2 separate regions of the Homo sapiens genome follow, and region 2 is linked to region 1. Evidence: chromatin loops called from intact Hi-C (ENCODE). Cell type or tissue: dorsolateral prefrontal cortex. All regions are shown on one strand. Links, peaks and the distances in the headings refer to the core of each region. The heading gives the core; the rest is flanking DNA.

What was found. A loop is a pair of places that touch in the nucleus more often than their neighbours do. Peaks named below come from ENCODE experiments on the same cell type or tissue, not always from the same donor. Only the 100,000 strongest peaks of a DNase experiment are listed, where the experiment ranks them.
Region 2: a loop joins it to region 1, with 2.3 times the contacts of the local background. A loop is called at or near these places in 2 of 110 quality-filtered maps.

What each region holds. Positions count from the first base shown.
Region 1 is chr5:61,597,674-61,613,072 of GRCh38, reverse strand. No RefSeq gene overlaps it. Among named protein-coding and RNA genes, the nearest start is that of LINC03122, 32 kb to the left of the region's middle. In dorsolateral prefrontal cortex, for the core only: a CTCF peak has its summit at 9,360; a DNase peak (open chromatin) is centred at 9,382.
Region 2 is chr5:61,433,001-61,448,399 of GRCh38, reverse strand. All of the region lies in intron 1 of ZSWIM6 (zinc finger SWIM-type containing 6), which reads right to left. Among named protein-coding and RNA genes, the nearest start is that of ZSWIM6, 110 kb to the right of the region's middle. In dorsolateral prefrontal cortex, for the core only: no CTCF peak of the experiment used is centred there; a DNase peak (open chromatin) is centred at 7,587; H3K27ac peaks cover 6,054 bases.

The DNA of each region.
Region 1 (15,399 bases), core at 4,377-12,376:
ATCACTTTGAAATACAAGGCAAACAGGAAACAGGGATAAGCCAAGGTCACTAATGTGTCAGATTTTTTAAAAGAGAGAAAGAACCAAAAATATGGAACCAAAAAGAGAAATGCTATAACAGACCATTGACTGATAAATTCAGAGCATTGTTACACCACTGAGCTGTGAATAAAATCCTGCTTACCTAATGCATACAGAGAGTTTATGTATTGTTTGTGTTTTGCTTAGATGGCAACACCATGGCTGGCCCCATCAGCCTCCATGTTCAACTGTCCCAATCAACTGCCGGCTGTAATTAGGGAGTGCTGGGAAAAGGACGTTGGAGAAAAATCAGCTTGCATATTTTTTTCTTCCATTGTGGCTGACTCATTTGAATGATAATGTATTGCAGTCTGGGGTGTGACATTGACGGCACTGAATAATGAGGCAGCTCTGGACTCCAGTACCTGAGCGGCCAGCCGGTTAGTGGCCAGTGACAAAACAGTAGCAGTATCTTTGGGCGATAAAAAGATGATCTCCACGTGGCAGGAGACAGATGCTGGGAAATACCCCATTGTCAGCTCCATCAGGAGCTTCCATCACTGAAAGCTTCATTTATTTCATTCATAGTCATTTTTCCAGCTGCGAGACCTTGAAGGCATCTGGCTGGTGGCATCCTGAGGTGATAAAACACTGGGGTAGGCAACCAAGAGAGGTGCAGAATCCCTGTCCCCGGGGGATGCTTAACACCCACAGAGCCTGTTAGCTGTTTTCAAAAAACCAGGGGTGAACTTGGTTTGGCTCAGGGGACAGAACCAGATGACAGCTGGTGGGCCCTGCCAGTTTATAGGTTTTCAAATGTCACTTTATTTTTGTTAACAGAGACATCCGTTGAAAGACACCAGCATGTGTAGACACCTGGCTCTGGACACCTGAAGCCAGGTATGGTGGATGATGAGGAGGGCAGTCTCTGATTGTAGACTGCCTGGGTTTGAAGCCTGGCCTGCCACTTATCACCTGCAGGACAGTGTGTGCCTTAGTTTCCCCATCTGTAAAATGGAAAGATGATCATAACAGCACTTCCCTCAAACACCAGGTTGTTGCAAGGTTTGATTATGTATATCAGTGTCAAATCAGTGCAAAAACAGTGCCTCATCCATATTCAATGCCCACTAAATATTAGCTATTATCAGCATTGTTCTATGCAAAGGCCAGGAGACACTCGACCTCTGGGTGGCAAAGCATGACTTCAGGAGATCAGTGTAGACTCTGGAATTAAACTTATCCAGACATTGCTCAGCAACCTGCTAGCTGCATGACCTTGGGCAAGTCACTTAACTTCCTGAGCCTCAGTTTCTCATGTGAAATGGGAATACCTAACAGTAACTACTTCATAGGGTTGTTATAAGGGATTTGTTAAATAATATGTGCACTTAGCACTGTACCTGGCACATAGCATGGGCTCAATAAATGTAGGATCATAATAATAATGCTAGTCCTATGCTGCTAGCATTATTATTACTACAAATCATCACAAGGAGTTTTGTCTTTAGACAGTAATAGGCTGTCATGAAATGTTCATGTGAGGACTTATCTGTCCGGGTCTTTGTGCTTGAAATCTCACTCTGGCGGCAAGTTAGAAAGTGGACTAGAAAGTATAAGTCTAGCCAGGGAGACCATTCAGAAGCTTCTGCCGTGATCGAAATAATCAAGGCAGAGGTTGGCAATCACAAAATCATCCTTTAAAATTCCTGAAATAACTAGGACCTAAGCACTCGCAGTGAACTAATTTTATTCCAGTTTGTTTTACTGCTATGTCATCCCTTTTCCTGTGGTACTAGTAGAGATGGTCTAGTTCACTTGGGAAAAATGACAAGGTGAATGAAGGGATCTCTCTCTCTCTCTCTCTTTCCCTCCCTCCACATACCCCTCACTCCAGTACATATTGTTTAATTTGTCTCAGCTGAAATGTGCAGCTCAATGCAATTAATAATATATCACAGCAAGACTTCTTAAAACCTTTCTGGAACTAGACACAATATTAATACACAGACAAATCATGTCAGTGACTTGGGGTTGGGGAGTAGGGGAGGAATTGACAAGGGGTAAAGATGCTTTGAATCTGTACCTAGACACCAACCCTGAAAAAGGCACCTGGGGTACCAATCCCCTAAGTCTTCTGGGTCCAGAGCCTCAGAAACCTCCCAGGAAACAGACTGGAGCCACTTCCCTGCCCCCAACTTTGGTGTCTAGCCCCGCCCACTTTCGTTCAGTCGACCAGCATTTCTAAGTGTTCTTTCACACAGGAATTTGGGGGCACCCACTGGCTCCCCATCATCTGCTGAACCTCCCTCTTCCCCCCAAGTGACAAGACTCACCTTCTCCATCGATCCTCGGGCTTGTCAGCTGCGCCGGATGCCTGAATGGCAAAGCCCGCCGAACTGGAGCCCAGACAGTGCTCATCATCCTGTCACCAGGACAAAGGGAAGAAATCCCATTATGTCACCTTCCACAAGCGAGAGACAGCGACAATTTCCCCCATAAACACTGCACTGACACTGTTATGATGTATCTCAAGCACTTCTAATCAGTATGGAAGTGGAGAGACTGCGGAAGCTCTTGAGCCTGAAAGATGCCATTCAGCAGTAACTGTGGTCTCCTGTTGTTATTGAAATGACCTGGCTGGGAGCAACCACCACTCTGCACCCATCACATCAAATATAAATATATATATATGGCATTTTCTATCTTCTCAGAGTGCATGCACACTGTTCATTTACTCTGGGTGAGCGCCAGAAGTCAGAAGTATTTTAATTCAGTTCTCATTTTTTCGCCTGTTTTTACCCATAGCCCTCTCTGTGTTTTCTGACTTCCAAATTTAAAAAGGGAAAAGCTTTTTCCTTCTCCTGAAAGTACTTTTCTTTTTCTAGTTTTGAAGAGGGAGAAGACTTTTATTTTTATAACTTCCTCTTGCCAACAGCAGCATTGGGCTTGAGTTTCTAAAGTGTGATCAACACTATTCAACTGTGAAAGTGTTTTTAGTTTAAAACCCATTTGCTGTCTCCCTGCAAATTATTCATTAATTCCAAAGGGGGACCGGGTGCATTGCAGTGAAGCAATCTGGTAAATACCACTTAAACCATAAGATCAAACTTAATATCACCACTAATGGGACAAACTGACATCACGTGCTTCCTAATATGATGTAGTGAAGAGGATAAAATAGCACTTCTGTGATATTCCTGCCAAAACATGCACAACCTGAATCAAATCGTGAGGAAATACCAGGCAAACCCAACCTGAAAAGGCTTCTACAAAACAACATCTCTACCCTTCAGAAATGTCAATGTTGCCAAAAACAAAGCCAGACTGGGGAACTGTTCTAGATTAAAGGAGACTGAAGAGGACTGCAAGATAGATCATAGTATTGCATCCATATACAATGTCAAGAACTCAATGATTGCATTGTGATTTTCTAAGAGAACACCCTTGTTCTTAGGAGATACATGCTGAGTATTTGGGAGTAAAGGTCGTGATGTCTGCAACTTATTCTCAAATGGCTTAGCAAAAATAATAAAAATGTATATATGTATGTGTATAGGGACATTTACAGAGAGAGAAAATAAATGTGGCAAAATAGTAACAGCCAGTGGATCCACCAGAAGGATCAATGGTTGTTTGTTGCACTGTTCTTACAATGTTTCTGTAGAGAGAACCATTTGATTGTCTTTCTAACAATCAAATGCAGGAGTCTCTGGCTTTCTCTGTTCTCACCCATAGACATTCCAACTGCTACTTCTGGTCAAGTAGACAGCCAAGTTTATCTCCATGAGTGAGTAAGAGACAAATGCCGGTGCCCAGGAGGATGGGCCCCTCAACCGTACAGTCACTATGTGTACCCTACCCGCAGGTCTGACAAAGAACCAAGGGCTGCAATGGTTCTGAGGTCCACCAGGCAGCCGTAGGAGCCAGTTGTGAGAAGGGCAAGTTCCACAGGCTTGGGCTCTTAGCTGAAAGAGCTCCTTTCAGAATTTTCTTTTTCTTCTTTTTCTTTTATTGCCTTCCCATAGAAGATTATAGATAGCTGAAGTTTGTGAGTTGGATTACTTCCATCCATAAAATAAAGACTAAAATCTTTCCACCCTAATCAGAAAAAAGCATCCTTTTGTCCCACTATATTCATCAATATGTCATATTTAACAGTTACAATTATTGACAGGCATATAAAACATTTTGTGACAGAGAAAATAGCTTCCTATAAAGTGTTTATTCTTTTTTATTGATAATAAGTTGACTTCTCTAGCCCTACCAAGAGAATACGGACCACTAACAAGAGATCAAATCCATTTATATGACTTCTTACAATCACTCCTTTTACTCTGGGGTTCTGGTCTAGACCCTGTATTTTAAATTTCAGCATCAGTGAGAGCTTGGAGCCCCAAAGCAGGGTCATATTACTTCTGTAATGAGGAAAGTATAATTCTAATAGCATCATTTACTACAGCCTTTCATTTTTCTTCTTCAAGACAGACTGTGCTACTATGTGCCTATGATTTAAATCTTTAAAATAGAAAAACTTCAACTGCAGAGGAATGTTAATCCAAGGATCTGTCTGCATGCAATGCCAGGTGGGTGCTGTATATAATAATAATAATGATGTACTAATAATAACTATAAATATAATTGCTACTTTTATTTAATACCTACTGTATGCCAGGTATTTTACGGAGGCCACAATTTACAGATGTGCTCTGCAAAAAGGTGTCTGGCTGCAAGGCACGTGAGGACTGAAATCCACATGCAAATTCTTTGTCTTTGTGGCGTCTGTAGCATCCCAAAGCAAGGGGTGTCTTTTTGTGATCTGTTATGATATGCGCAAGTGCATGCCTTGCTAATTTACATACCATTTCTGGTCACTAGGACATCAATGCATTATCCCAATAAGGAAAGCCACGTTTCCCTGATTCAAAATGTATATGCTTTCTCTCATGCAACATTGCCTTTCTACAGAACGAGAATCCACAGATAGAATTATTTTTTTAATTCTAAGGGAACATCAATCAGACATAGAATTGATTCTGTTAGAAGTGATGGTTTCATGTCACAAATGTTTACCTGCCCTGCACAAGAAGCAGTTCAGCAGCGTCCGTGGGGGCAGTGGAGTTGAAACCTGAGGTGGTCCTCAGGAGCGTACATGAGAAAGATGAGAATGACATGGGCAAATAATTACAGCCCCAAGGAAGATAGGAGTTCAACAGAGGGAGCAATTTTACCTCTGAGAAGTTCAAATGACATTTGAGTGAAGCCTTGAAGGATGAGAAAATTGTACATACAGAGATGGTGGTAGGGGAAGAATTCCAGCAAAGGCAAGAAACCTCCATCTGTGAGAGGAAATAGAACCCCCACTATTGCTCTTCTGGCCTCAGCCTCCTAGCCTCCTGACCTCCTTCCTCTCGGAAGTGGCTGGGTCCTTTCTCTCTGCTTTTCTCTCCCCAGTAGAGGCCCCGTGGCCTGTTGCTTTGCTCCTTCACGCTGGCCCGGTGCCACAGTAAGCTCTGATGGACCCCCAGTCCCCTTCCCTGCGCCCACACCAGGCAGGTGAGGTATGCGAGAGAAAAGTGCCACCGTGGCGCCCATGGTGCCCTTCCCAACTCCACCGTCCACCTGTTCTGGCCCTTCAGTCATGCCTCCAGTCCCTGGGAGCTCTCTTCCCATTCCTCGTCACCGCCAACTCAAAATGGAGGCGTTCCCCCAGGGCGCTCTCCTCCATCGCTATCCTTCATCCCCAGCAGGGCGGTGGCTCCACCTCCCAGCTCGCCAAGGCCTGAGGCAGGCCCTCATCAGCTCCTCCTCCCCCACCCTCACCACTGCCCCACAAGTGTGTTTCCCACATACCCTCATCTCCCGCCTCCTGTCAGAGGGGAGGCTGGGCACCACCTCCACCCATCGCTCAGGGCCTCCCCTCTCTGGCTCCCTCAGAGGTGTTACTGGGGTCATTATCTCTTCTTGCGTCCATTGTAACCTCTTCTTTCACTTTCCTTTAGTCAACCAATTATTTATTGTTTTCCAAGTGCCAGGCACTGCTGTAGGGGCTCAGGATATAGACAAAAGTGGTTGCTGGTTGAAGTTGATAATCCAGTTCACCTTCACCCTTGCCTCTTCTGCCTCAGCTCTGGATGGGCTCCAGGGTCTCCAACTGTGTTCCCAGCCACCAATGCCTGCGACTTGCTTTGCTCACTCCAGCCTCCCAGGCTGCGCCTCTGCACCGGCCTTGCTTGGACCGTCATTCCCACCCGGTCCCTCCATTGCCTCCCTGCCTCCCACCGCTGCACACTCTCCTGTGTGCTCTGGCCTGGCCTGCAGCTGTCATCATTCACCTGTTGCAAGATGAAAGAAACATTTGCCTAACTTTCTGTCTCCACAACTAGACTGGATGATCCTCACAGCCCCAAACTGTGGCTCCTTGGTTCTTTGTGTCCTTGGCACCTAACAAAGGACCTGGAACAGCCTCTGCATGCATGACAACTGAAGCATTCCATGCTTACATACAATCATTATCTTAGTAGCTTTCATATATAACTATGTGCCAGTCACTGTTCTAAGCACAGTTCTGTACACATTATCTTATCCTCTCAACAATTGTTGAAGATAAGTGCTCTGTAATCCCAGCCCTTTGGGAGGCCGAGGCGGGAGGATCAAGAGGTCAGGAGCTCGAGACCATCCTGGCTAACACGGTGAAACCCCGTCTCTACTAAAATTACAAAAAAGTAGGCGGGCGCCTGTAGTCCCAGCTACTCGGGAGGCTGAGGCAGGAGAATGGCGTGAACCCAGGAGGCAGAGCTTGCAGTGAGCAGAAATCATGCCACTGCACTCCGGCCTGGGCTAAAGAACGAGACTCTGTCTCAAAAAAAAAAAAAAAAAAAAAAAAAAAAGGATAAGTGCTAAGGTGACCTCTACTCTTACAAAGGAAGATACTGAGGGTTACAGAAACTAAGCAACTCACCCCCCGTTCACACTGCTGGAAAAGCGGGGAGCCGGAATTCCAGCCTTATTCACTGCGAGCACCAACTCTTAACCATCATTCACTAGACCTCCCCACAGAGTAACATAACATGACATAACATAACATAAGGAATGTTGTGTAGACAAGTGATTAGTGGAGGAAAGGAGCTAACATTTGAATGCCTACTTTGTGCCAGTACCTCGATCCATCCTCTTAATTCTTACACTGCCTCTGTACCGTGTACCTACTTGATATTACCATGTAGTAACTTGTCAAATTTGACTGATAGGCTCAGAGAAGTTCAGAAACTCAATCAAGGTCGCACAGTAAGTATGTAAATGGTGGTCCTTGTTGAATCCACGGCTCTCTAATAACAAAACACTCTGTCCAGCACAGGATTCAGTGCTCCCTGGTGGGCCCTGGGGTCTCAGCACCTTCTGGGGGTATGTGGGCTGAGTCCAGCACTTTGGGAGGGTAGGGAAATTCTCTCAATTTCTGCAATGTAATCAACTCCTTTCAAAGTTCTTTTCACAGGAGCTTGAAAGGAGAACAAAGCTGGCCCAATTCTTCCTCTTTTCAAATTTAAAGAGTTTTGTTTTGTTTTGCTTTGCTTTTTGTGCCTCTAATTCCTATTGCTTTAAATACTAAAGTGTGCACTAGACCTCACTGAGTTTTTAACACAGATTTCTGGTGGTCTAAACTCCACCCATGGTCTCTCTGCCTCTGGGAGGCATTATTCTGCCTGCATAATCCTCATCATCATCCTCAAGACGCTGAGCTGATGAATGGCCACAATTCCATTCCCCACCTCCACGCCATTTTAGAAAGAAGGAAGCAGAAAGACGAAGCAGCCTCCAGAGAGGCTCAGACTTGAAAGAAATAAAATGTCTACAAGACGAAGACAGTTTAAAATGAGCAGGACAGAGAGAGCATTGACAAAACACGTTATATCTGTGCTGCTTGGAGGAATGGGATGGAGTGGGAGAGATGGTCTTGGGCTCACAAGGACATCAGTCTGGTCCCAGAGAATAAAGAAGCTGTTCTCTTTGGGGAAGCAAGGACTGAGCATCCCCTAAGCCTTCGCTTTGGTTCAAGGACACCAGCAGCAGGATGCACTAGCCCATGGTGTGAGAATTTGCTTACCCACATTCCTAAACACTCTCACTCAGACTCCTGTGTCCTCTCCACCCAACTCTGAGGGTCACTCAACCCTCTAGATCGTGAGGCCCTGCTCTGCCTAGGGTTAGTCAGACTCCTCTGCTCCAGGAAGTGAATAGTTTTCCTCATTCCCACGAAGTAAAAATGTCATGAGAAATGCAGGGGCTGTGCTTGTTGAGGCAAGCCCAGTGGTGATATTCACAAGTCATGTCCAGCACAAGTGGGAGCTCCCAGGGGCCAGGGGAACGAGGCTGAGATGGACCCAAACCCACCAACTGGGAAGGCTCCACTGTGCTCGCAGTTTTAGTCAGGCTCAGGGACTGCGGTGTTTCTCAACCTTGGCAAGCATGGGACTCACCTAGGGGGAACCCTAAAACACAGATGCCTGGTCCCCATCCCCAGGGATTCTGATTCAGCAGTTCTGGGGCAGCACCCATGAATTTACATTTCTAGCAAATTTCCAGGACTGCAGCTGCAGCTGCTGCTGCTGGTAGAGATGCATCCTCCACACTTGCACTACTGCACCCTGTCCCTCAGCCTAGAACTCCAGGGACTAATAAGAGATTAAAACATTGCAAAGGCCGGCCTTTGTACAGCTTGTGCACTGCCTAAAGGCACCTGGATGAGGAGATGAGGAAGGTGGCAATTGAGTTCATGCTCCACCAGCCAAGCTGCGTGCTCTGCCAAGAAGCTGTGTTGGCCTGGAAAAGAGGGCTTATGTGTCCAGAGAGAGCACCTTTTTCTAACTCATCTATCCAAAGAGAATAGCTTTTTCTAATTTACACAAAAGCATACATAGGCAGTAATGACCTTAAATAAATTTCCCTTATTCACCAATACACATAAAAGAGCATCAAGTGCATACACACTCTGAGACCACCGGAAAAGTCACAAGGTCACAGAACCTTCCCAACCTTAGTTCTTGCTTGACATTGAAGCTCTCAATCAAATGAGAGACAAGTCATTTCTGCAGCCTTAGGAATAATCAAGGCATGTGGTGCTCTCTCTTCCCGCACATTCTCAGAGCACTAGGCAGGAATGCTTGCACAGAAGGAATGTTCTATAGCTAACACCCGTGGTGGCTCCTAGCAGTCACCACTTCGAAGCACCTTTCATATCCCAGGAAAAATGCTCCCAGACAGCTTCCCCCAAGCAACTGGCCCAGTTGGCTAACAAGCCCTTTCCTCTCCATCCAGTCTGTCCTCTGCTGCCACAGCAGGCGGAGCCTCTCAGCTGCAGTTCATCCCTCTGGGAAGCCTGGGCAGTCTTCTGCCAGCTGAGCTGCATGCCAACCAAGAGTCGGCTATGTGTGTTCCCAAACCTACCAATGCCAGCTGTGTGTGTCACTGTGATCAAGTAATTTAATTAACTATCCTGTAAACTGGTAAAGCACACACACAAAAAAAAAAGAGAGAGAGAGAGAACTTTTTGTTTCCATGAAAATTAAGTTGATTGCTTTGGAAAAGCTCAATGAAGGCAAGTTTCCAAAAAAGATTACTGTCAAATTAGATAGCAATGGAGGGAGACAAATGTAAAAGATTGAGGAGAGGCATGTGAACATCTAAAAGAATTCCAGACTCAGATTGTTTACCAAGCATTTTAAGTTCTCCATCTAAAGACACTGACGTTAGAAATCATAGACAAGGTATTTCAAGAATGTTTTATACCAGAAGGATGGGGGAATCTGGAATAAGTAGAGTCCACACTGAAAAACGAGGTTTGGTCCTAAAGCAAAAGGATGGGAAATAAATGCATGTTCATGAGTTTTAAGTTAAAATGCATTTAAGTCAATATAGGTACCAGAGAAAGAGTGTTGGGAACAGCTGCATCAGGGGGCCCAGGTCACTCCTCTGCCCCTTTTCAGTTGAATGGCCTTGGACAAATAACTGTCCCAAGCCTCGGTAGACTCACCTGTGAGTGGACAGAAAGCCAACTTACAGGTGAAGAAATGCACAGTGCATGAATATGGGTGGCTACCTGCTGTTTTTGCCAGCCAGGTCCCTCCAGAGTAACTACTCTCCCTTTCTTCCCTGAGGAACCACCCCTCCCCAGCCCTCAGCCTCAGACCTCCCAGGGGCAGAACACCTGGCTCAGGATGGGCAACCTCCACACACCACCTGCCTGGCCACCAGGACTGCTTTAAGAGTGGCCCATGGCTCATGTCTGGCCAGTCCAGACCAATAGGACTCAAGTCTCTCCAGGATTTTATATCAAGGAGTTGGCCTTGCTCTGCCCCCGGTTTGGCCATTGTGATAATGTGGCCCTGAAGCTGCCTGGAGAGCTTCTAGAAAACTGGAAGGTACAAAACCAGAAGAGGAGAATGGGGGTGGATGTGGGGGTAGGGGAGTGAACAGCATTTGAACCCTGAATTGAGCCAATCCTGAAGCTACACTTTTTATTACGTGAGCTAATACATTCCTTTTTTAACCTTAAGACAGTTTAATTCGGGAGTTTTTGTTTATTTTCCCCAGAAGCCGACCCTAAGGCAAAAACTCAACTACAAGTAGTTTATTTGGGAGATGACCCCAGGAAACACAGGAGGAGGAAGAGCGGGGCGTGAGCCAGGGGAGGGAAGGAAGCCAGTGCATTTTCCCTTATTCCATCAGTGCCACTGGGAGAAGCTGGAACATAATTCTGGGGAGGAGCTCTGGGAAACTGCAAATCACACCACCCTGGAGTTGTCCCACCTGAGGCCAAGGGAAGCGGTCTTGACCCACCAGGTTCCATCTGTCATTTGTTGAGGGCTGCTCTAGGGTAGGGTGAAGGGCATTACCTCCCTACCACTCTGGCCAGACCCGCACATAGGCAATGGGCTTCTGCTTCCAGAAAAGGCCCTCAAAGAGTTGCAGGAGCTGGCAGCTGGAAGTTGAGTTGGTAGACACAGAAATGATGGGCCCAAGAGGGTATGGTGGGCACCAGCAGCATCTGCTGTGTCTGGGTTCTCCATCACTTGCAATAGAAAGACCTCACTGATAACATCATACTTACATGCTTAGCAGCATGCCTGGGATGTAGTAAGCATAAAAAATTGCAATCATCATTGATATTATTATTATTATTATTATTATTATAGTTACTGACCAGTAATGAGCATTATGAAGACTCAGCTTGTTATATAATTATAAGTATTGTCTTGTTAATTGAAGAATTCTTCAGGTAGAGGTAAAGAAGTAATATCTCAAAGAGTCCCTCCTCAGTCTCTCAGGTACTCATGCCAACCACAGCTCCAAGTTCATAACACTCCACCCATCAGCTGGGCCCTCCCTGTGGCAGAAGACCTAAGCCAGGCAGGGCAAACCACAGAGAACATGAGAAGCCAGGTGGGGAGGGGGTTGCTATAAAGTTGGAGAAGATGAGCACAAAAGAGATCTTTTTGTCTCTTTTTCATTTTCCAATCTTGGTTGCAGTTCCTGCTTTTCATCTTAAAGCCTGAATGGAGAAACTGATATAATGTTGAAGACTACGACTCATTAATAATTAATTGTTTAGAACAAACATACTTAAATATTTCAAGGGTTTGGCCTGAGAGGTTTTGCTACAATAGGCCAAAGATCTGTCAAGAAGAAAGATTTGGCCTTACTGAGATCACACCCAGTTGATCTGTGTGGGTCTTGGGATGGGTCCAGGGCAGGGAGCCAGTAGAGCTTCAGGTTTGGGCAGGGGCCCCTCACTCCCAGGCTGGGAGGGGAGGCTACCCTCTTCCTGCATTCCAGCAGCTCCTGAGTCCCATGGTCACATGTTCCAGGCCCTTTTTATAAGCATTTTACACCCCTGTGAAGTAGGAACTATTTCTTCCCCATTTTACAGATGAAGAAACTGAGGTGCTGAAAAGGCACACAGCGAGTGAATTGCAAAGCCAAGATTTGAACCCAAGCATTCTAGCTCCAGAGGCCGCCATGCTCTATATATTTTAAAAAGTCGTGCTTTGAATACGTGGTTTATACAAGCCCAGGTTAGGTACAGGCCTTCTCCACACCACCAGGAGATTGGGGATGTGCTCCCACAGTTCCCCTCTACCCACTGCCTCCCTCTGCTCTGCCTGAATAAGGTAAATAGTGAATCTGGTAGACTTTGTCCTTTTAAGCATCCTTTTCATATGACATGTTCTTCAAGGGCCACCATTCTCTCAAAATTTTCTCCTGCAAGCCCCACCTAAGTAAGACAGGGTCTATTTCATCAGCCTCATGAAGTACAAATGCCGCTGAAAAGCTGTTAAGTCCCATTTTTTAAGAAATGGGACTTTTTAAAAACAACACTTTTTCAAGGAGGTCTAGGGGGGAGAGAAGGCATTAGCAGGAACTCTAAAAGTAACAGGGAACCACATGGCATTGACTGCATGCAGAATTGGCCAGACATGAATTCAAATGGCAGCTCTACTCAGTGACATTGAGAAAGTGACCCATTCTTTCAGAGCCTTGGTTTTTTCTCATCTGTAGATTGCAAACAATAGTGTCTATTTGACAGGGTTGTTGCAAGATTTCAGTGAAGTAGCCTAGGCAAGGTTGGTGCCAAGCACAGGGCAGGGCACACAGTGGGTTTCCAATACATGCTCATTCCCTTCTTCTCTTTTCCTAGATGAAAGAAACAGGGCATGTGGAAGGTTAATTATCCTCCAATTCCAGGAATAATGGAAATGGTTTTGCTGATGTCATGGGAAGAAAAGCCTCACTTGGGAATGGATGCTGTCTGGGGAAGAAAGTGCAGCTCAGCATCTATACATTGTGTGTGGATTACTTAGCTCAGGTTTCCTGCAAATCACTACTATGAAAAGATGGCAGTTGTTGATTTGGCCAGGGGAGGAGGGGAAGGGAAAGGATTCTTTGCTCAGATCCCCACATCCTTGGCCCACACGCTCACCTCCTGGGACTCCAGCTTTGGACTGAACATGAACCCTGCAGTTTGTGAGTTTGTTTGCTTTGGGCAAATAATGACTTCCTGTTTCTTAGAAGACAGAGCAAAGCTTCCCAAGCTTCTCTGCCAGGCAGCAGCTCTAACCAAACAACAGGAATGCATGTGGGGTAAACAGAATGGAGACATGGGGATGAGGCCCGCCCACTGAGCAGCCCCAAGAAGTGGAGCTGGGGTTTGAGAAATAGGGCATTTCAGCTTCCCCAACCTCCCAAGTTTTAATGAAATCCCAAGAGCAGTTTTTAGGACTCCAAAGTCTTGCCCACACACACTGCATCTGCACCGTGAAACTCTCACTGGACCTCCAGAAGCTGGCACAACTATTCCTCTGCCTCCCATACCACTTGGCAGCTCTTCCTACCCACCGGGCAGTCTGAAATCCTCTGTCCAAAAAGCATGCCAATCTCATTTCCATCTCCAAGTCTCACAAATTGTCCCACTTGCTTTCCCATCCCTCTCATATGCTCAGCTCATCCCTCACTTCCTACAGGAAGCTCTGCAGGACTGTTCCTCTGAGCTTCCTGTTCACAGCCCTCAGCACTCGGTACTGTTCACTAAAGTTAGTCTCATTTCCACAGCCCCAAATTGTAAGTTTGTCTGAGGGCAGGGGTTTGAAAACTAGCCAATGTGTGTGAACAGCTTTACAAGCTTGATTTCATTTAAATCTTTACAACCCTTGTGAGGTAGGCAACTTGCATTATCCCCATTTTACAAACGAGGAAACGAGAAGGCTCAGGAAACATAAATAACATGCCCAAGATCACAGAGTTAGTTAGTGGCAGAATCGAGAAATGATGCCGTTCTGATTCTCGCATCTAGTCTTGTGAACACTACGAGATGTTGCTTCTTAGAGCAATGTTTGTTAACTGATCGATTGACTAAACCAGAGGTTCTCAAAATGTGGCTCCCAACCAGCAGCATCCACAGCATCTAGAAACTTGCTAGAAATGGACATTCCTGGGTCCCACCCCAGACTTACTGAATCAGAAACCCCAGGGCTGGGGCCCAGCAATCTGTGTTTCTAAGAGCCTTTCAGCGTTCTCTGGTGTGTGTTGTTGGTGTTTGAGGCTACCTGACTAGACCAGGGATTAAATTGTAGACTTGCAAGCCAAGAAGTAAAATTGAAGCTATAATTTAGGTACTTACCTGACAAGATAGAAAACCAATTCTCACAAAATTTTATTGATGAAATTCAAAATATGATAATAATCATTGAGTATGATTTTTTTATAATACAGGTCTAATAATGAGAAACATGAAATTCATTTGTGGGGATAACATTTTGCTTATTTGGGGTTCAAAGTTAGTGTTCCCTATGACCAAATAATTGCAAATGTTCATGTGTAAAAAAATCTTTCTTAGCTCCCTGTACAAAGCAGGCAGCAGACCAGATTTGGGCTGCAGGCTGTTGTAAGTGACCCCTGCACTAAACCATCCCAGCTGAATCAGTAACATTTGGTACACTTGGGTCAATTCTTGTCTAAAGAAGGCAGTCACTATAAACAACCAGTTTGGTGATTCTACACCTCCAATCCCACTCTCCCCAGCCCTGAGAACAGTTGCTGAAGTGAATTGACAGGTTTGACCAGGCATTTTGGCATCCTAAGCAAGGCTGTGATAAGTCAAGCAGTCCTTGCCTTACATAGCTCCCCGATAGGGAGAACAACTGTCTAGCCAGGTGGCTGAGCAGCTGCAGGAAGCCCTCAGCCCTGCTCCCGCCACCACCTGTGGCTTTCATCCCTTCCTTATCTGTCCCCTCCTGCACTTCCCTAGGGCCACCCCCACAGAGCTTGCCTCTCCCTGCTTGCCCAAGGAAGGTGGGTGTCTGGAGAGGACAGAAATTGACCTCCCCTCCATTTTTGTCCTTGGCCTGGCTTTTTCAGCACCTGTCTGAACTCGCAGCTGGATGGGAGATTATAGAGAGCTGACACATAGAAATAACAAGAAGCTTTAAAACTTTTCTGGTTCCTTAAAAAGATGGGTGGACATAATAGTTGGCTGATGCCCTTGGATTAAATTATGTCCCCTGAAACAATATGTTCAAGTCCTAACCCCTAGAACCTGTGAATGTGGCCTTCTTTAGAAACAGTCTTTACAGATGTCATCAAGTTAAGATGAGGTCATACTATATTAAAGTGAATCCTAATCCAGTGACTGGTGTCCTTATAAGAAGAAGGAAATTTGGACATAGAAACACAGCAGGAAACAGAGAGAACACCATAGGAAGACAGAAACAGATATTACAGTGATGTTTCTACAAGTCAAGGAACCAAAGATTGTCAGGCACTGTCAGAAGCTAAGAGAGCAGCATGGAACAGATTCTCCCTCAGAGCTTCTGGAAGGAACCAAGC
Region 2 (15,399 bases), core at 4,159-12,158, 160 kb after region 1:
AACGTGATATTCTGAAAAGTGATTTTTATGATCTCACTTGACCCACAAATCCAAATATATAAAGAAGAAAGTGACAAGAGTCATGTACTATGTTAAGTGCTTTTCACAATTGATAGTTTTACAACTCAATAAAATACGTATTATTTTCCCCCTTTGGAAAATAGGAAACTCAGAGAGGCTATGATGCTAATGCACTATGGAAACTGGCCCAATTGTCACATAGAACTGATGTTTATGGTTTCTTTTGAATAAACACAGAAATTGATCCTCCCAGTCTTAAAACTTGAGAAAGTTAAAACTGTCTTATCTGAGTTCCTTTCTCAAGAAACCATCAGGTCTCCCAGAAAGTCTCAAATGAACTATAATTACCAGATACCATATCTGGATAATGAGACACCAGACCCCTCACCCATCACAATTGCCTAACTGACCACCTGCTTCCTGCTGACCAACTTCTCTTTACTCCTCCCTAATTCCTATTTTAGCACACATGGTTACATTTCTTCCCTGCTATATAAACCCTTAATTTTAGTCCATCAGGGAGATAGATTTGAGACTGATCTCCCCCATCTCCTTAGCTGCAGCACCTGAGTAAAACCTTATTCCCTGGCAATACTCACTGTCTCAGTGATTGGCTTTCTGTGCAGCTACTTGCAAGACCTAAAACAAACCTCTAGCATGTCAGTAACAGATTTTGATTCCCTGACCTGAACACATTGCTTGCCGGTCAGCTGCTGCAAGCCAGGAGAATTCTTAGAAGCCCTCCTAAGAAACTGCCTGACCCTTTTTTGGCTGGAGGTGGGTTTTCGTCTCTCTCTTTGGCCACGCTGCTGCCTGACTGCCTAGAAAAAAACAGCCTTTGAAATCTGACATCTATGTTCAGATGAGTGAGTGTCCTTTGTGGATACCAGCAGCTGGATTTGCTCCTCTAAGAAATTCTGAAGGAATTTCTGTTTGCAGGTTGAACAAGCCCAACTGACTGAGAGAGGAAAGCAACCTTTCTGTTTCAGTTTGGACACTTTTGGGGCTTGTCTGTTGCTGCAGCAGTTGGATTGTGTTTCAGTGCAGTTGGATTGTGTTTCAGTAATTGTTTGTATATGTGTTGATACAGTTATGGGAAATCAGAATTTGATAAACTGACTTTTTTTTAATACTGTTTGGCCCCAATATTCTTTGGAATCTGCATAAGTTAGGTCTCTCCTAACTTCTCATTTTGCTGTTGAACAGGAAAGCAGGATGGAGTTCCATGTATCCAGGCTTTCACGCTGCTGTTCTAAGCAGGGTTGGGCCTGCTTAGTACATGATGTTCTTCTGTGCTGTGTTTGGCCCCAGAATTCTTTGGAGTCTGAGGGGGTTTGGCCTTTAAAAATCAAACACCTATGGAAACAGCTTTACCCAAAATTTTGGTTTATAGCCTTCACAGGATTACCTATCAGTGCAAATGAGGTTTAGCCATTTGAACATGTGTGTAGACCAGTGAGTTGGTATTGCTATTGCATGGCTAGGGTTCTGAAGTAAAAGCTATTGGATCTTTCTGTGTGCATGTGTGTGTGTGCGTGTACATGTTTAGAAGTGTTTATGTGTATGTACATTTATGTTATTATGTTTTGTCTACCAAATTGGCTTATAAATAAAAGAGCACTCATAAATTAAGTAAATACATCCAAGCATTTTCCAAGTTCATGTGACTTAAGTAAATCTTTAATAAATGAACTGGCTTTAAAATTTTTGTAAGATAAAAACAGAAATGTCTTCAGAATTGTTAGTATATATTTTTGTCTGGGTTTTATATTTGTCTCTGCTAGATATTTTGAGGTGCTGGGGTTTGGCACAGAAGGTTATAAAACTATAAACCCAGCCAAAATCAAAATGATCTTTGTGTGATTTTGTTGATAAATAAGATTAATTTAATGTTGTTGGTTTAATGAAAATGCCTGAATTTTCTGAGTTATTGATGAAAATGCCCAATGTATTTAATTTTAACATTCTTACTTAGGTGAACATCTGATATTCACAGATCACAAAGTAGTTAGCAAGGAACTGATGACTAGCTTTGTCTAATACCTCAGTTTTCAGAAGTAGTCTACATAAACTGTTTTTAAAAATGAAGGTACTGTGGGAGGCTGAAGTAGGTGGATCATGAGGTCAGGAGATTGAGGCCATCCTGGCCAACATGGTGAAACCCCGTCTCTACTAAAAATACAAAAATTAGCTGGGAGTGGTGGAGCGTCTGTAGTCCCAGCTTCTCAGGAGGCTGAGGCAGGAGAATCACTTGAACCCGGGAGGTGGAGGTTGCAGTGAGCCAAGATCATGCCACTCAGCCTGGCGACAAGAGTACATGTAAATGTGATAAATGTTTGCATTGCTTTGTTTCATACTACGTTTGCTATTCTGCATAGATAGTACTAGCACTAAAGTACTTACTGGTCATGTACCTTAAGTCAATGCCTTAATTGCACAAAATGTATAGTGTTACTGGTGGATTTAAATACATTAATTTGCATACCAGGAACAAAATATCCATCATTTGTGTTTCTAGGCTCTGGATAACACTGTCACCCCCAAGGTAAAGTATTTTTTACCTTGAGTATGAGAAAAAATTTGGGGTTCATTTTCTATTTACTTTTGCTTTCAATTTTCATTTACCTGCTGTTTGTTCTTTGGGTTTTACTTACACATACACACATGTATGAAACCAATGATGTTTTTCAATTTCTAATGGAAGGATTGTATTTGGTTCTATAAATAGTCATTTTGTTTCCTCTGCATTTCCAACAATTTGTCATTTGCTTTCAAACTTTAGTTGTGTTCACCATTATCAAAATTAAGTAACATTCACTTGGATTAAGTAGCAATAAAAATGTGAGACTTTGTACTTTCCAATGATTTTTTTATCCCAAGCGTTTTATCACTGTTGGGACTCCAGGTGTACACTTTATAACAAAATATATACAAATGTTGCACTGATTTGAGGATTCTAATGGTGAAAGTTACCTAAATAGTTGTCAGTACTGTATCTAGAAGCCAATCCTGGAGATGTATGATGATGCTCTTTTTATAGCTGAAAAGAAATTATTGTTTGCTTGTTCTTTGTCCTTGTTTTGTTGTATGGTTCACTTATCTTCATACTGAATTTCCAAGACTGGTATTTACATTAAACTTTTTTTTAAATGACAGAGAGAAAAGTTAATTGTCTTACTTTGATAAGTTTGGCACAGGACCTATCACATTTTTGACGCTTTTGGTCACAATTCTGTCACTAGAATGCCAGCAATTAGACATATGCAATGAGTATTGCATAAACTATTTTAATACAGTGGTTTGAAATGCTGCAGGCAGCAACTACTAGACACCAAATCACAGTGTTTTAATTTGTGACATGTTAGAATGATAGGGTTTCTGCAGAATAAATGTCCTATTAACTAATCCATATGCTGTTAAGTTACAGGGCTTTGACTCGTAGGTCCGAAAAAGGTACCCACTCCTGCTAAATCTTGAATATTGACACTACTCAAAGCCTCGTCTTCAAACCTGGGAGAAGTACACAAAAAGTACTGCTCTCATGAGACACACAGCCAAAAAAATTAAAGCTATTCAATCCCTCTAGGCCCAGGGAGTATCACAGAAGAGGTGGGTACTTGAGATTGTAAGGGCTGATTTTGAGGGAATAGGTTACTTAAAAAGTTTTTCTATAAATTAAACATTAATATCAAAAACACACTGATGCAAGGCCAACATCTAGGCCCCTATGTCGGAATAACAGGATTTTCTTGGAGCACTGATCTGCTCTTTAACAGAAAATTATAAAATATTAAAAAAGGTTTATGAAAGTCTTACCTTGGGACTGTAAACTAGTTCAACCATTGTGGAAGTCAGTGTGGCGATTTCTCAGGGATCTAGAACTAGAAATACCATTTGACCCAGCAATCCCATTACTGGGTATATACCCAAAGGATTATAAATCATGCTTCTATAAAGACACACGCACACGTATGTTTATAGCAGCACTATTCACAATAGCAAAGACTTGGAACCAACCTAAATGTCCCACAACGATAGACTGGATTAAGAAAATGTGGCACATATACACCATGGAATACTATGCAGCCATAAATTATGATGAGTTCATGTCCTTTGTAGGGACATGGATGAAACTGGAAACCATCATTCTCAGCAAACTATCGCAGGGACAAAAAACCAAACACTGCATGTTCTCACTCATAGGTGGGAATTGAACAATGAGAACACATGGACACAGGAAGGGGAACATCACATGCTGGGGACTGTTGTGGGGTGGGGGGAGGGGGGAGGGATAGCATTAGGAGATATACCTAATGCTAAATGACGAGTTAATGGGTACAGCACACCAACATGGCACACGTATACGTATGTAACAAACCTGCACATTGTGCACACGTACCCTAAAACTTAAAGTATAATAATAATAAAATTTTTTAAAAAGTCTTAGCTTATAGTCAAACTGATTAAAATTAGATTTATGTTTCATTAAAATTAACTTTAACATTAATAATGTACCATGCAAAGGTAAAATTGGTTTTCTCTTTCAAATAAAATTTTTATGTAATGATAATAAAAGATTTTTGTTTACTTTTCAAGTAAACTGCAGGGAAAAAATGTAGGAAGGAGAGGCAGATGTGGTTGGCCTCATGCTGTCTTCATTACATCTTATTGCTTGGGAAACTGAGTCTCCTACCTGTCAAAGAGTAAATGTTCTTATCATTTTAGCTAAATCAATGACTATTTTATGGACACCAATGATCCTATTTTGTGATATCAAGTGTAAACCTCTGACATTTGACAAACTTTTTCCAAAGGCAAGATTTCAAGTTCTAAATTCAGTCATTTTGACCTCAATCTAACTTTTTCTGGATATTGGGTCCCCTGAACTTCAAGAGAACTGTACTAGGCTTATCTGTTATGTTAGAATTATACAGGATGGACTTCAAATCTGAAGTGGTGTTTAACTTTCTTTGGGTTATATTTATATAGGTGTGTTATGAGTATGTATTCCAGAATTGAATGTGATTCCTGAAATTCTGGTATGTCTTCATTTAGGTTGTTATAATGATTATGATTATTATGCTAAATTGTTGTATGCCACAGAAATAACCAGATTTCCTTATCAACTGTGTATTTATGGCTTTCCAAAGGTCTTTCTCATCCACAATTGTTGTTTTGCTTTGCTTCTTCTCAAAAAGTGGCTTATAATCAGCCACAGTCCAGTGCTTGCTTCTTTGGGGGAGTTCATGACAAAGACTCTTGAATACAGGTTTCTGATAACTTTGGAGAGTGTGCCATTGGACTAGAGAGAAATCTTACAGGACACTAAGTGAAAGGCTGGTGTGTTCATAAAGATTGCTAACCTAGTATGAAGCAGAGTAGGAGCTGATTGCATGCACTGAACTAATGGAAGACTGAAATAATTTTTAATGGGTTTTGTTTGTTTGAAGCATTGCTGATTGTTCAGTCTGGAGAACGTTTTTTCTTGAGCTTTTTATAGCCTTAAACAATGGAGTAGAGTATACTCTTATAAATAGAATTTAAGGCACATTTCTCTCCCTCTGCCTAATTTCTCCAGAATTCATAAACTATTTGTGAATATTCTTAATTCACTGTAATGTGGTTGTTTGCATAAGTTCAATGAGAAACTGTTTTCCTTCACAACAGGACACAGTTGGAGGAACTGGTCATATTCCCAGGGCTTTGACTGAAATGGCCTTGTGATAGGTTCCAGCAAAGCCAATTTAGGAGAGCCTGTGTAGACAATGATTCTTGTTGCATTTCACATGACTAATCAGGCCAAGTATATGGGACTGAAGCTTATTTTGCAGGTAGGTTGGTCCTGCTGTGATCTGTCTTTGATAGAAGTGAAGGACTAGAGAGAGAAAGATTGTGCTTCAGAAGAAAACTATGTATTAGATTAAACTTTGATTCCTCATCCATGGTATGGAGCTGCCCAAAACACCCCTCCTAAGCATGAAGCAGCCAGAAAGACTGACAAGACAGATTCCCTATGAATGATGAATTGATCAATAAAAAGGGTGGGACCGAAACTGGCCCAACTGTCCCACAGAACTGACGTTTACAGTTTCTTTTGAATAAACACAGAAATTGACCCTCCCAGTCTTAGAACTTGAGAAAGTTAAAATTTTCTTATCTTGAGTTCCTTTCTCAAGAAACCAACCATCAGACCTCCCAAACAGTCTCAAGGAACTGAAACTTAACCAGATCACCACATCTGAATAATGAGACATCAGACCCCACACCCACCATGATTGGCTAACTGACCACCTGCTTTCTGTTGACCAACTCCTCTTCCTTACCCCTCGCTAATTCCTATTTTCCCACACATGGTTACATTTCTTCTCTGCTACATAAACCCTTAATTTTAGTCCATCAGAAAGGTGGACTTGAGACTGATCTCCTATCTCTTCAGTAGCAGCACCCAAATAAAGTCTTCTTCCCTCGTAATACTTACTGTCTCAGTGATAGGCTTTCTGTGTGGACAGCAGCAGCACCTAGACCAAACACTGTAAGGTGGCAGTTCATCGGACTCTGCTATACCATGTTGCCTCTAACTCAGTCAAACAGATAAGTTCGCTAAACCATAATTGCAGTAAATGTGAGAAGGCTAACCTGTGATATACTCAAACCATGGGCATATAGAAATTGAGTCTTAACTACAGGAATAAGCCTGGGCAGTCACAGAACCCTTGCACACTCCGCATCCGTACCTGGCCCTAGGCTACAAGATGGGCTGTGTCATTTAACCAATTAAGCCTTAATTTCCTACATATAGGAATGCAGGAGACAGACTAGATAATTTTTAAGGTTATGTCCACCATTATTTTATTTCTGATAGTAATATTCAAATGTATACATTTATTTTTTGCAATTGTGCTTAATATATAGGGGGAGGATTGAAAACCACCACCCTATAAGGCAAAGATTGAGCTTATTAAGCTCTTCCTTATCACTCCTAAACACAGATGATTTATATTTAAGCATTTAATAAGTAGCTCTAAAGGAAGGGAGATGAACTGGCCGGAGACTAACCATAAAGCTATCCTCACATCCAGGACAGGCTCAAGTTGAGTCTGCCTAATTACCAATCCTTGGCTGAGAGAAAAAAAGGAAAAGCTATCAAGTCTATCAACTTCGAACTTTGACCCACTGCCTAAACTGCCGGAGATTTTAATTTTTATACATAATATAATCTCATGTAGATTATCTCTAATCTAGATGAACAATATAAATCTCTTAGCTCATGCAATTTCCTCTGCCAAATATGCCCCTTCTCCTCTCTCTGTAAGTCCCTAGTTACCTGTATGATCTATTTCAAGTTTGTTTCTCAACACAGCGAAAGGCCACTGTTACCTAGAACCTCATCAGCCCCACACACAAAAAAGTATTTGTTGTCTCTTTTGTGGACCAAAGTACTTTCTGCAGATCGCTATTATAGCCCTTAGCACACAACACTATAGTGAATTGTTTATATGCCTGTCTGTTCCAGTGGACTGTAAGCTGTTTTATTCATCTTTGTGTCCCCAGTACCTACCAGGACCAGGCACATGGCTGGCACGCATTAAATGTTCCCTGAATTGGTTGAATAGAACAGAAAATTCCCCTTTCACTCAACCAACATAGCTTAGGGCCTGAACGCCCCAAACATTCATGCTCTAACATGTTTTGAATAGCAAAAGGAAACTCCAAGCACCCTGTAAATTCAGTTCTCACATAGACCTGTGGGGAAAAGGTATTTTTAAAAGCAAGGTTTATTTAACCCTTCATATTTCTTATGAATTTGGAGGCCAAGAAGTAAGTTAAATGTCCCTGGTATCTTTAATGCTCTGCTAATTATTTTAATACTCATGACATTCTTTCTCCTGTCTGGGAAGGTAAGAGACATTGATTATGTGAAATATCCACTAACTCTTTTAATCTACTCTCCTACTATATGAAGAGTTAGCACTTCACCCTTAGGTTCAACCATATCTTTTTTTTTTTTTTTTTTTTTTACACCAATGAATAGCACTAAGAGGCTGCCATTTTTCTTTTTCACACAAAATCTGAAAAGAGATCTGGGCCGTATGCCAGAGTTGTCAATTTTTCAAACAAGATTACCCTACCACATCAGTCATCTTTCTTCCTCCATTAGGAAAGAGATTAAAATAGAATTACACTTCCAAATGTGAGCTTAACATTTTAAAACCACTAAGCTTTTTGTATACTTAATATACTCTCGCGCTTTTTTTTTCACCTTTCCTACCTAGCACTAAACAAAACTGTGGTATAGTTTCCACTCTCAAAGATCTTTCCCATATTCCCATACTTCCTGATGTGTCAAAGACTACTCCAATTACCACAGTAAAATACTAAGTCATGATTTGGCATTTCAAGCATATTCCTGGCAATCCAGATTAGGTAGAAAGGGCACTTGAACTACATATTAGCAACATACAACCATTCCTACCTTATTCTCATGAGAAAACCAAATTCCATGAGAAAATAGATAACTTTAAAAACCACCAATGTAGAAAAACGTTTCAAAGGTCTTTTTAAATTGGAAAATCACTTATCTAGTAAACTTAAAAGCTACGTATATTCTCTATGACCCAACGATTCCATTCCTAGATATATATTATTGGTGCGTGCACAAACATACCAAGACAAATAATCAAGAACACTCTTAGCATCATTGTTAATGATAGCCAAAAACTGGAAGCAACAGTAATGTCCACCAACAGTAGAACAAATAAAGTATGCTACAGTAATGATGATGCTACAAGCAACACAGATGAACCACAGAATGTTGAATAAAAGAAGCAAACATAAAAATACACAAAGTATAATCCCATAACTATCTGTTTAACTGTTGACATGTTTTATGCATTGTTCTACATGTACTTTATATTTCACAATTTAAAAAGCAGCCTTTTAGCTTAAAAACCCTAGTCCTGCACATAAAATATTTTAGTTATAAGCATTTTTAAGTCTGTCATTCCAGCAGACTACAAACTGCTTGAGGGTGTAGATTGATTTTATTCATTTTTGGCTCCCAGAACATAATGGTACATAACAGATGCTCACCAGATATTGCCTGGATAGATGGGATTAATGAATTATGAACATAGGGAAATCTCAAATGGCAAGGGAACTTCCATGTGAGGCAGAAAAATAAAAGTCATTTGCCTTTTCCTATATATAGCCAAAGGTTAGTTTTAAAAAGTCAGCCTGAAATTTCAACTACCTAAACACATTCTCAAATGTCTGTTTCTGATGAATTGCTCCATTTGGACAAAGGATAGGTTTAATAGGAATTTTCTTAAAAGTGCAAGATATTCCTGAGCTCAGTCCAGTCAACAAATTCTGCTTTTCCCTTTTGCAATATAGCTGCCAGACTCCTGGCTGTCTAACTGTATTAATAATTCCTTAATTTAAATACAAAAACACATGCACAACCGTCTTTATAAATTTACCCCCAAGAGTTATAAAATGTTTCTCCATTAAAAAGCACATCTCAGCACAACCTGCTGTTCTTGGAGTTGGAATGCTTTCCTCCTCACAGTCCCCCATCAGTCTCCTATGGACCATAGGACTAAAATTAACTATTCATTACATGTAAAGGAGTGCTGGCTGGAACAGAGCCCTGCAGAGAAAGCGTACTATTTTACATGTCAATTTCAGCACCACAGCATCTGCTACCTTACTAATATGTATATTTAATATCTCTGCATAATATACAGAATTATATGTTGTTCATTGCCTGTTTGCTCTGATATTACGTGCTCTTAAGTAGCATTATTCTCAATTATTCTCTTTGAAGAACATGAGACTTTTTATTAGGTCTCTTCCCTGGTGTTGTCTGTAACAGAAGGCACACATGAACAGCACACAGAATACTAAAACTCATGACTCAGAGTCTGATAACTAAATATAAGTTTCTGACCTGCAATTACTAATACAATTTACTTTATATTCTAGATTCCTTACTCCTGAATATAGTTTTACATTAGGTTGTCATGAGGTGGGGGAAGAAAGCAGAAGAGGTGTTAAATTTTCAACAGCTGCTAGTAAATCCATAATACTGGAATTGTTCTTTTACTGGGAAATCTGTACACTTATGTTAAATGTCATATTTCGAACATGACTATCTTTCATCAGCAATTCATTCCATATTAAAGATGTAATTTTTTTCTGTAAACTCTGACAATATTTGTTACTGAATGAGCTACTGAATGGGGGGAAGGTGTAGCTGAATAGGATGTATAGCAAAGAAATAATATGCTAAGCCAGCTTTAAGTTATATGGTCCTCATAATATAAATTATAATTGATTTTGTTCATGAACCTTCATACTCAGCAGGAAACTGAGAGTGTTCAGTATTTAAGAACACCCTGAATGGCAATATTACACTAATCAAACCTAAGTGATACTAGATTAACAATAAACAATTAAGAAAATTAAAAATGTCATATTGGCACAATAGTTTGAACTGCTTTACTATAGTTAGTAAGTTACTAACCATAGTTACTATTGCTGTAATTAATGACATTCAGATAAATAAGATTATTCTGGCTTTATAAATCTACATTTGTTAGTGAACACTCATGGTTCTAGGAGTCAACTAGTGGATTTCTTTTTTTTTTTTTTTTTTTTTTGGAGAAAGGGTCTGGTTCTGTCAACCAGACAAGAGTGCAGTGGCATGATCACAGCTTACTGCAGCCTCAACCTCCCAGGCTCAAGCTCCCACCTCAGCCTCTCAAGCAGCTGGGACCAAGGCACACGCTACCATGCTCAGCTAATTTTTGTATTTTTTATAGAGACCAGGTTTTGCCATGTTGCGCAGGCTGGTCTTGAAGTCCTGGGCTCAAGCAATCTGCCCACCTCAGCTTCCCAAAGTGCTAGGACTACAGGCGTGAGCCACCGCACCCGGCCTGGATTTTGTTTTTTTACATAGTCTAATGCCAACTATTGGCTTGCTGATGTGATGTAGATCAGTAGCAATCTCAGGTGCCCGCAGTAAATGACTGGCACTGTACCACTGGCTTGTACTCACATGTCCAAAACACGAGGCCTAAAAATTCAGTAATAAACTTTAAAAAGGTTAATCTATTTTCCTTTCAGATGTAGAAGTTTAGGTTCCACTATTCCCAGAAAACAAACCCACAAGTACATGTTCATTGTCACCCACCCCACTCTACCTTTTACAAGTTCCCAAGGAATCCTTTGGCTGCCGAAGCAATCTTAGTGCCTCCACTTCCCTTTCCCTTATGTTGCAGAACCCTTTTTGCTTGGTTTTAGTGTGACTTTACACCAGCTAATTGGGAACGTGTGTGCCTTGAAGCAGATGCTCATACTCTCAGTTTGAGGAGGTAGGAAGGGCAAGATCGAAGAATGGCTCTAAGTGGCTCCCATCTTTAACATGTCAACAGGCAAAACACATTAGATTATGGGCAGTGGAAATGACTGCAGGCCGACATAATTAAAATCATCAAGAATATTTCAGGCTGAAAATCATTATAACCTGGAAAGACAGACCAGTTTCATTGTTTTCATATTGATGAACAGAACTAGCTCTATTTCTGAGGAGCAAGAACCATCTTGCTCTACTTTCTGATACTTTGTCACAGCTGCAGTTTTACATTTGTCAGATACTTAACATTTACCTTTCCACTAGAAGGTACACTTCTGAGGACCAGGGTCATCCATTTGCCCCAGCACATTGCCTAATATTTAGTAATAACAACTCAATAAGTATTTGTTGTGAAAACATGTGAGCATGAATGCTAGAAGTAAGTAATCTCATACAAATTCATGGAAGTAGCCAGAACCTATCATCAGACCAGAAAAGCTGGTAGTGAATAGGGCTTCCATAAATAAGTGAGTTCACAGTCTAATGTCAGGATCTGCAGGATATATAAGTTCTGTATATTTAATGAACAGTGTGACACCTACCTAGCAAAGATCTTAAGAAATAAACTAAAAAAACACATCCAGGAGGAAAAACTAAGTTAAAGTGAAGGAAATATTTTCTAATACTTTCAATATGTAAAATTTAACACTAAGATTACTACTACTGTATTGTTCAGTTAAAGCACAGGCCAGCTGATGTTCAAGCTGCTACCAACATCTCATTTAGTGATAATTAGTGACTACATTTTTTTTTTTTTTTTTTAGACAGAGTCTTGCTCTTATTGCCCAAGCTGAAGTGCAATGGCGCAATCTCGGCTCACTGTAATTTCTGCCTCCTGGGTTCAAGCAATTCTCCTGCCTCAGCCTCCCGGGTAGCTGGGATTACAGGCATGCACCACCACGCCCGGCTAATTTTGTATTTTTGGTAGAGACGGGGTTTCTCCATGTTGGTCAGGCTGGTCTTGAACTCCCGACTTCAGGTGATCCGCTCGCCTTGGCCTCCCAAAGTGCTGGGATTATAGGCGTGAGCCACTGCGCCCAGCCTAGTGACTAAAATTTTAAAATTATAACAAATTGCTCATCTTAAATATCAATTCTTGACTACAGACCAGAAAATAATTTTTAACTGGTGATATCCCACCTTAAATCAGATTTCAAAAAATTAAAAAAAAATCTAAGCTCTCTGTCATCTAAAACTACCACCAAAAATGAACCTTATAAAATATAATAAATCAGCTTCTTAATCAACAATAATTTTAAAATGTAATCCGTAACAGTTGTTTAAAATATGCATAACTCAGTTTGGAATAGTTATCCTGATTTAAAGCAAAACCACATCTGTTTATGAGTAAGTAAATATAGTCTGACAGCAATTTGGAACATCTATCAGAAGGAATCAACTGCAAGCTTAATAAGCATTATTTGTATTCCACATAATACTCTATTTGTTCTTTCTAGCCACTGCAGTAGTAAAACACACTCAAACTCATTTAGTGTGTACTAAATCTAAAGTACCTAGGCGAAACACTAAAAATTCCATTTGGATGGTTCCCAGCCCATATAGACCAACTTTTTAAAGTATTACTACCATCTGGTTACTTGTCTGTGTTTACCAAAACAGTAGCTGTGCACACATTTCTTTAGCAGCTGTGGTCAAAAACTTTAAATCAATCCATTTGGCTAAATGAAAACTCTTCAAGGGAAAAACAAATATCATATTTTAAATATATACTTAAAATAAATTCCATTACTGCCTTTAGTACTCCCCAAAGACAAAAACAGTAAGATTTTAAGTAGTATTTAAGACATCTTCATATTTTCAATCATTTATCAAATGACAGAAGGTCCATAGAAGTCAAGTGAATTGCCCAAGGTCATACAACTCGCCAGTAGTTAGACTCTGTCCAGAACACAGGTACTATATCTCTCGGTTTCCAGTACAAGGGTCTTTTCACAAGGAGTTAAATTGTGTCAAGGGAATACAGCATTTAAAGACAGGTTAAATGTATTTTAAGGGCATATTGTATTTTCATAAACCTTATCAGCTCATCATAAATTATAAAATGATCTGTATTTGTTTCGTAACTGTGATAAAGAATTTAAAGCATCCTGTGAAATTTATGAGAATTTTAATTTTACAAACATTTTCTTTTTTTCACATCCTCCACTCCACCCCTCCCATAAAAAAACTAAGTCTATTCACTTGCACACACATGTTATAGCAGTACCATTTGCAATTGCAAAAATATGGAACCAAGCTAAATGCCCATCAACCAACAAGTGGATGAAGAAAATGTGGTATATAGACACCATGGAATACTACTCAGCCATAAAAAGAAACGAAATAATGGTATTTGCAGCAGCTTAGATGGAGCTCAACACCACTGTTCTAAGTGAAATGACTCAGGAATGGAAAACCAAATATCATATGTTCTCACAAGTGGGAACTAAACTATAGGATGCGAAGGCATAAGAATGATATAAGGGACTTTGAGGACTCGTGGGGGAAAGGTGAAAGGGGGGTGAGGGATAAAAGACTACACATTGGGTACAGTGTACACTGCTCAGGTGACAGATACACCAAAATCTCAGAAATCACCACTAAAGAACTTCTCCATGTAACCAAAAACCACCTGTTCCCCAAAAACTATTGAAATAAAAAAAACTTTAAGTAACTGTAGTATTAAAAAGTTTTCCATAGTAAAATGTACATATTTTACTATGTGTATATATGTATTATACATATTTTTATATATATTATACATATATTTATATATGTTATATATAGTATATATAATACATATATTTATATATATGTTATATATAGTATATATTATACATATATTTATAGATGTTATATATAGTATATATAATACATATATTTTATACATATATTTTATTATATGTTTTTATTACACATATATTTTTTATTATATTTTTCTATTATACATATATTTTTATTATACATATATATTATACAGATATTTTACATGGACATGGCCATGTATGCATGTTATGTGATTATGTAAATGATCATCAATTAATTGTTCCTTCTTATTGCTTATTTATATTTTTTGTTTGATATTTGTATCAGAAAAAAAGATCTATATATTTCTATCAATATTGAAAATTTGTCAAGTTTTCTTTATATTTACATAATTAAATGTACTTTTTAAAAAACTAGGTCTAGGCTGGGCACGGTGGCTCACGCCTGTAATCCCAGCACTTTTGGGAGGCCGAGGCAGGTGGATCACCTGAGGTCGGGCGTTTGAGACCAGCCTGGCCAACATGGTGCAACCCCGTCTCCACTAAAACTACAAAAAATTAGCCGGGCATGGTGGTACAAGCCTGTAATCCCAGCTACCTGGGAGGCTGAGGCAAGAGAATTGCTTGAACCCAGGAGGCGGAGGTTGCGGTGAGCCAAGATCACGCCATTGCACTCCAGCCTGGGCAACAAGAGCAAAACTCTGTCTCAAAAAAAAAAAAAACAACTAAGTCTATAAATCAATCTTATTTCTGTGGTCAAGAGGCTAAGCTATTATATACTACAGATCCAAAGTTAATTTATTTGCTCCTACACACATCTCACACACACACACATGCACACACAATTAAATGCCACACCGCATGCCTTCTTGTAAATAGGAAACTTCTTCTTTGACACTATCAAACTTTGAAATGATCCCTTTTCTCCTAAGAAACAAACCTAATCCCCAAATATAAATTAATATAGAAATTTTCTATGTCTTGCTTAGAGGGGGAATGAAAGGTAGTAAGCCAAACGTACTCCATATAAATCTTTTTTGATAGCACTAAAACTTTCTGTAATAAAACTTAAGAAAAACAAATTTTCAAGACATAATGGAGAATATTTTCCATTTATTTGCATTAACAGGCCATTATCCTTGCTTAGACAAAAATGAATACAGTTTCCTTCCTTCCTTTTTCATGTTCCGAAGAAGA